Linked DNA regions of Mus musculus: regions 2 and 3 are each linked to region 1. The links are chromatin loops, found by intact Hi-C in ENCODE. Cell type or tissue: left cerebral cortex. All regions are shown on one strand.

The links. Peaks named below come from ENCODE experiments on the same cell type or tissue, not always from the same donor. Only the 100,000 strongest peaks of a DNase experiment are listed, where the experiment ranks them.
Region 2: a loop joins it to region 1, with 2.8 times the contacts of the local background. A loop is called at or near these places in 10 of 42 quality-filtered maps.
Region 3: a loop joins it to region 1, with 2.5 times the contacts of the local background. A loop is called at or near these places in 9 of 42 quality-filtered maps.

Annotation. Positions count from the first base shown.
Region 1 is chr8:78,647,579-78,650,078 of GRCm38, forward strand. All of the region lies in intron 5 of Slc10a7 (solute carrier family 10 (sodium/bile acid cotransporter family), member 7), which reads left to right. Among named protein-coding and RNA genes, the nearest start is that of Gm39203, 26 kb to the right of the region's middle. In left cerebral cortex, a CTCF peak has its summit at 1,516 (motif pointing left); a DNase peak (open chromatin) is centred at 1,519.
Region 2 is chr8:78,433,482-78,435,981 of GRCm38, forward strand. It overlaps Pou4f2 (POU domain, class 4, transcription factor 2), which reads right to left. Exons shown (of 2, transcript NM_138944.3): 2 at 1-2,197. The coding sequence ends at 1,256. Among named protein-coding and RNA genes, the nearest start is that of Pou4f2, 1.9 kb to the right of the region's middle. In left cerebral cortex, no CTCF peak of the experiment used is centred here; DNase peaks (open chromatin) are centred at 1,039 and 1,455.
Region 3 is chr8:78,442,612-78,445,111 of GRCm38, forward strand. No RefSeq gene overlaps it. Among named protein-coding and RNA genes, the nearest start is that of Pou4f2, 7.2 kb to the left of the region's middle. In left cerebral cortex, no CTCF peak of the experiment used is centred here; a DNase peak (open chromatin) is centred at 1,474.

The DNA.
Region 1 (2,500 bases):
AGATGGCTACTCTGCTGCTATCTTGAAGGTCCTGCCCAATCCCTCTGGCCTTCAAACCAAGGTCACTGTTTAAGCCAAACCTCTACTCTGAGGGAGAAGGCGGGTTGCAGAAGTAGGTGAGAGAACAGGGACCGCAGACAGTAAATGAGCTAAAGATTCTAGATGGTTCTTAGTGCCCGCAGAAACACCTGTGTATAGACACTACACCATTGGAAATACCCGAAACACCATCTATTTACCTTTGGTGCTGAGGTAAGGCTAATCCCCCATTCAAGCTAACTGATTCCCTCTGTGACCTGCTCCTGGTCACTGGCTTTCTGTGACACACAGCCTCAGTGTTTATCTTTCAAGCCCTGCCTGTAGCTAATGTGAGGATTGTCCTCTCTGTGGTCTCCAGAAGTTCAGGAATGACAGGACTTTGTTATTTTCGTAGGTTGCAAGGAAGCTGTTCTGTGTGATGCATGGCTTACAGATGAACTTGGCGGCTTTCCCCGACAGACTTGAAAGACAGCATTCCTAGACATGACTTTTGTTACGTTTGTTAAAAATATCATACTTGTGCCTGTAATACTAAGCTTCATCCTCATTGTTAATGTGGATAAATTTTACCCTTTAAAAACTTACACTATCAAAAAAACCAAAAACCAAAAACCAAAAGACAAAAAAGCCTTACACTATCATATGTCTCTGTACATTCAATACTAAGTGCTTTAGTTTTGAGGTTTGTGAACTCTGTTACCTCCCACGTCACTAGTAGCATTTGTTCTTTAAGGAGGGGCCTGCATATGTGATAGAACATTGTGGACAGATGACAAGTTGCTATTATACCTTTATTTGACCTGAGTTATCTTGAGATTTGTCACTTGTAGGTAAACGGTTAGGGACAGGAGGGCCGAGTTGGATCAGTGGGTAGTCCACAGCAGATAGCCTGTGTTTATCTGAGTTCGAGTGTATATATTGTCCATATCTTTATCTCCTTACCTGCCGCCTTATTCCTACTTTTACCTTGATGAGCTGGCAGCTGCATTCAAACGAGCAACTCAGCAGCAAGTAGTCACATCTGGGGGAGCCGTCACATCTGGGGGAGCAGAGGGCACAGTGCAGGACTTCAGTGTGAACCCTGATGGAAGAAGCTTTCTAGGAGAAATTCTTTGGGAAAAATAGATAATTAGTGACTTGCTTTAGTCCTAAATGTAGATGTTTTAGTCTTAAATGAAAAGTATCTTTAAAGTAAAATTTAAAAGGGTTGATGAAGAAACATGCTTCAAAAATGCATTCAATATGTGAAAAAAAAACTTTTAAGGACATAGGAATTAGGACGAGGGATTAGAAATGAGAGTGTGTCTTCCCGAAAGAGTTCTTTTGAACTTGTTTCAGTATTGTGCTGCTTTTATGAGCGTGGCATTGGACGATGCACAAAATATTTGATGTGCACTTATATGCACAGAACCAACGGTAACAATTTGTCTAGCACAGAACTTTCTGGTATTGCTTTGCCCTGGAAGGTCCCACAGTGCCACCTAGTGCCATGGGTTTCCTTTGCATTGTTTTATAAATTTAAAAAGTCCACTGCTCAAATTTTTATAGAATGAGTCACGAAAGCAAATATGTGGATTAAGCAAGATTATAAACGCAATGATACGAGGATCTTGGTTGTATAAAAAAATCTGTTATGTAGATTTCCTGACTTAAGAAATGGTTATTATGGGGCCTAGCAAACACAGAAGTGGATGCTCACAGTCAGCTAATGGATGGATCACAGGGCTCCCAATGGAGGAGCTAGAGAAAGTACCCAAGGAGCTAAAGGGATCTGCAACCCTATAGGTGGAACAACATTATGAACTAACCAGTACCCCGGAGCTCTTGACTCTAGCTGCATATGTATCAAAAGATGGCCTAGTCGACCATCACTGGAAAGAGAGGCCCATTGGACTTGCAAACTTTATATGCCCCAGTACAGGGGAACGCCAGGGCCAAAAAGGGGGAGTGGGTGGGTAGGGGAGTGGGGGTGGGTGGGTATGGGGGACTTTTGGTATAGCATTGGAAATGTAAATATGCTAAATACCTAATAAAAATGGAAAAAAAGAGACTTACACCCTTGATAATTCAAATTAAAAAAAAAAAGAAATGGTTATTATTCCAGCTCACATCAGGAAACTGTCGACGAGTGTTGCATTGTGTGTAGACTGATGGAGTTACTGTGGGCTCTGTCCAGGGTAAATGCCTTCCCCCTTTTATTGTTTGTCCCTCTGTAAGCAGTTAAAGGCCATATTCCCAGGCTGCTTCTGAAGTTCACTAACCAACAGTGTATACCACAGAGCCTACCAATTTCAGGGAAAACCATATGTTCACTTTTTATATTAGAATTGAGAGGACTCAGAGAGGAGTGAAGTGACTTCTGTGTATAAAACATAAGTCGAATAGAAGAATACTCTTTGGGGAGAAGAGCACTAAGAAACGCAATTGAGAAAGGACAGGCAAAGTTCCGGGCAGTCCGGAT
Region 2 (2,500 bases), 210 kb before region 1:
CTGGGAGATGGAAATACCTTGGTGAAATCTTAGAATCCAGCAGAGTAAGCACCAAGTGGAGACTGCACCTAAGGCTGGGAAAGTATACACTGCTCATCGTTGGTACCTCCAGCTGCTTCTTCTCTTCTGTTAGAGATGTGTATGTGTGTTTGTGTGTAGGCATGTAAGGTGAGTGAGAGAGCACGTGTGCCGCGGGGACAATATGGGAATCCCCATTAAATATGTAAGGAAGTAAACAAGACTTCGGACAGTGAATCTGGTCTACACGGTTAAGACATCAATTATAAAGTGTCAGCTCACAAATTAGATCACTACCAGTCAAAAACAAAGGGAAGAAACAATCTTCATTCAAAGTGAGAATATACAACTAGGCCAAAGCGAACACAGTCTAAGTGGGAAGCTGTAAAAATCCAGGACCAAAAAGAAAAAAAGAAAAATGTTTTGAGCATCACTAGCTATACGTATCCGCCGGTTTTATTTTTCAGACTAAAGAAGTTTAATTAATTAGGATGTGCACAAAATTAAGTTGCCAGAGAGATAAATTAATAATTTACAGAGGGTTGTACGGCAATAATCTAATAATAGCTGTCAAGATCAGTGAACACAGCAGGCGCAACTCCTTCCATAAGTGTTAACACTTCAGAGAAGGAAGAAAGCGATAAGAACCACAGTAAAAATATATATATAATATACAGTGTAAATGCAGAAAATCTGCCATCTTTTTTTAATTCAAAATACTTTAGAGATGTCTCTATCATATCACATTAAGCATCAACTCTAGCTTCGAGTTTCAGTCCTGAATCAATTTCTATTTCTGAAAAATAGCTGCAAAGTGTACTTTTAAACATGAACAAGGTGACGTCTGTAAGAACAAAAACAAATCTTACTTGCTCATTCTTGCAGGGTTTTCAAAAGCTTGTCCCTCTACCTTCCTGTTGACAGTCAGCTCCTCGCTTTCTCTGATGAAGCCGAGCAGCCCAGGTGCAGTTAAAGGGGACAGCTCTGCTACAACTTGACAAATTCCTTTTCGTGTTGTGTTGTTTGTGGTTTTGGTTTTTCTTCACTGCGAAACCGGTTCACAATCTCTCTGATTTGGGCTCAGCTGCTTGCTTCTTTGCTCCTGGCTTGGTCTGGGTTCACATTTACCGGAATTGTTTTCTGATAGCCAAAGTAGAAAGGAAAGAGGCAGAAGAGACAAGAAGGGGGTTAGAAAAAAAGAGGGCGAAGGGAAAGGGCCATCCCTGGAGAAGGGTCCCTAAATGCCGGCAGAGTATTTCATTCTCTTCTGTTTCTGCCTCTGGTTGCAGAACCAGACGCGCACCACATTTTTCTTGAGATCCAGCTTTTCGGCGATGGCCGCGATCTTCTCCGAGGAGGGCCTTGGCTGGATGGCGAAGTAGGCTTCCAGAGAGCGCTTCTCCGGCGCCGCGATGGACGTGCGCTTGCGCTTCTTCTCCGCGCCATTGAAGAGCTCCGGCTTAGTGAGCTTCTCGCGGTGGGATTTCTCAGCTTCCTCCAGCCACGCCTGCAGGATGGGCTTGAGCGCGATCATGTTGTTGTGTGACAGCGTGAGAGACTCAAACCTGCAGATGGTGCTCTGGCTGAGCGAGCCCACGCCCGGGATCTTGAGGTTGGCCAGCGCCGAGCCCACATCTGCCTGGGTCACTCCCAGCTTGATGCGTCGCTGCTTGAAACGCTCGGCGAACGCCTCCAGGTCCCGCGGGTCTGCATCCACGTCGCTCATGCAGCCCATGTGCGAGGGCAGCCCATGTGCGTGGGCCATGCTCAGGGCTGCTTGGTGCATGGGGTTCATGGTGGCCATGTGTGGTGCGTGAGCCGGAGTGGACACCACCGTGCCGTCGGGGCCCGCCATAGCTCCCAGGGCCAGCCCGGGGCTTAGGTGCTCAAGCAGCTCGCCCTCCAGCGCCTGGTGCGGCTGGTGATGGTGGTGATGGTGGTGGTGGTGGTGGTGATGGGTGCCAGCCAGAGCGGACGGGTGCGAGATGGGCACAGAAGAAGAGGAGGCTGCCGACGTGCACGGGATGGTGTTCATGGTGTGGTAAGTGGCGTCCGGCTTGAAGGGGCTGTGGTGGGGCGGATGGTGGTGGTGGCTCTTACTCTGGGAGACGATGTCCACGGCGGCCAGAGCCTCGGCACGGGCCAGCAGACTCTCATCCAGCCCGCCGAATATATTGCTCTGCAATTGTAAGTAGAAGGCACACATTACGCTCAGCAGGGAATTGTGAGCGCTCTCTCCGGAAGCCCCCGGCCCAGGGCTCGCCACCGCCACCGTGCCTACAGCATTCCCAGAACGTTAAAATAATAATAATGACAGTGATCCTGAAACTCGGCAGCGAGAAGAGAGGGGAAGCCTGCGCGAGAAGCCAATGTGCAGGGGGAGGAAAAGTGAGCCACAGACAACACAACACAACACAACACAACACGCGCACAGGCAGCATCCCAGGTCATAAAAATTAATATGAAAGGCAAGACCCGTTGA
Region 3 (2,500 bases), 200 kb before region 1:
CTCAAAGGAAAGCTTTCCCCCATACATTTCTGAGTGTCATTATTTTCCTAATTTCCAAATACTAAGTATTTATTCTGATTAAATTACTCAGCCGGCCTTTAGTCAGACCACTAAACTTATGTGCCAGTTTTCTCCCTCTAATTTTTTTCAAACTTACCCTTTTCTCCTCACTTAGCTTCTAGTTAAGTGAAAAATCTTTGCACATGTAAAATGTTAAAAGACCTTTCACCCAGGGCTCCAAATAAAAATAGATGTCCCTGCGTTCACCTTTGAGACTGTGGCTAAGAGCCTAAAGCTTTTGTGCATGCCATGCCTCTGACACTGGACACCATTGGGAATTTAACAATTTGATCATGACTAATGCTGTGGCCAGTGGATGTGTATTGGCAGACAGTACCTGAATCTGTTAGCATGGCCAGGGTGGCTGGATGGAGGCAGGCTCTTCCAGAGACACCTCCCAGACAGCTGAAGTAATGTTATGAAACAATGAAAGCCACACTGGGGAGCAGCTTGGGACCTGAAGTACATATGCTTTAACTTACATTAACAGAAATGTAATGTAAAAGGGAAAGGATCTAACAAAACCATTAATAATTAAAAAATAATTACAGATGGCCTATCCTTACTATTCATAACCACTCAACGCTTTAGACAAAGGAAACGCAGTCCTCTTAACGGCTGAGAGATGTGAGCAGCCTGCCAATGAGAAGTCAGCTTAAGGCTGCTTGTCAAAGGACTCAGTTCTCCTCGTGCCCTCAATGCTACCTACATCCTCTTTAATACTCTCAGACCTTCCTCTTGCATCAGTCTATGCACTGAGTGCTCACATTTGTGCAACAGACTTCTTTTGAGCAGCATCAACTGAGCAGCACAGTCCTGTGTCACAGGGCACATACCTACAGGTGTCTGGAAGATTGCACGGCTGTGTAACAGACTTTGGTTGGAAGGCCACCTCACCCCTCGTTCAAGGATCTCACAAAAACCAGGGCCCTTTAAAAGCAGTGGTTTCTTCCCTGTGCCTGTCCTGACCTTTTATGTACAGAATCTGTAAGTGCCTCACCATGCATTCTCCCCCGTGTATGCATTCCCTGTATCACACTTGTGTTAGTCCCAGCATGGTCTTCTTTTTTCCATCTGCCAAGTCTTTAGAGTGGTATTCTTCACTAAATCAGGTTGTAAACGTTTAATCATGCACCAGACCTTTCGCAAAGGTGTTGGCAACAAGACACGGTGATTCTGATTTTTTTTTTCCGCTGTGTATTCTTTTTTATTTTTCTAGAGAGACGCATGGGACTGCCCCCGGAGCTCTGTTGATGTTCCAGGCACTGGGAGGAATCAAAGCCACCTGGCAGAAAGCAAACTTCACTGCCTCTTCCCAGAGATAAAGGGAAAACTTACAAAAGGAGAGATTTGCAGACATCCAACAGGACTTGAATAAAGTCATGACTGCGACATCTGCTGGGAAGCCACCAGGAAGTGGAGGACTACAGCCCACGTCAAATCTCATGCATGTAGAGGATGTGAAGTCTCCTTCCTTCCTTCCCCATCCCCAGATGGCTTAGAAACAAAACAGCATACATTTTGTAGGAAACAGAAAACACCTAAGAAGAAATGCTAATGGGATGGCTGCAAAGATTATAAATACTTCTCAGCTATATAAATATGGAGTGAGTGAATAAAACATGTTCAATTCCTTATAGGCATTCTCTCTCTCTCTCTCTCTCTCTCTCTCTCTCTCTCTCTCTCCCTCCCTCCCTCCCTCCCTCCCTCCCTCCCACTCTTCATGTGCTGGACCTTGTTTCTGCAATGACAAGCTCACCTTTAAACATTTACCTTTTCCTTTTTAATATTTTTGCATTTTTATACATTAGTTATTGTGTGTGTGCAGACACATATGCACCTGCCTTTGTGTGTGTGTGAGAAGGTTGGCAGACAACTTTCAGCTGTTGATTCTCTCCTATCATGTGGGTCTTAGGAAGTGAACTCTGCTCCTCAGGCTTGGTGACAAGCACCTTTGCTGGCTGAATCATCTTGCCAGGCCACTCTTTTCTTTCGATATGTTATGTATGGCTCATGATTTCCCTGTAAATCTCATCCATGTAAGTGTATAGAACAAACAAATTATATTTGTATGCCCCCAAAATGTTAATGTTTCCCTCTTCCTTTCTCTCTGTCACAGATGTTCATGTGCAGATTCTCAAGGTGGGTTTAGCTGCATGGCGGCCAAGAGAAGCTGTAGGTTGGTATCTGGATTGATTTGCGTGATAGGAATCTAAAGTGTGGATTTACCTTAGCACCCTGACAAGCATGCAGCACGTAAAAGCATGGCAGATGCTCATCCTCAAAGTGCTAATATGATATAATTTGTGATGCCTTGGGCCCACTAAAGTCCTTTCTATGTCAAAGTCAAGGTTACACTCATTTGATGTATTTCTACCCTGCTACACTACTGATCTTCTTGGCTACCATTTATATATCTAATCTAAACCACACAAGCAGT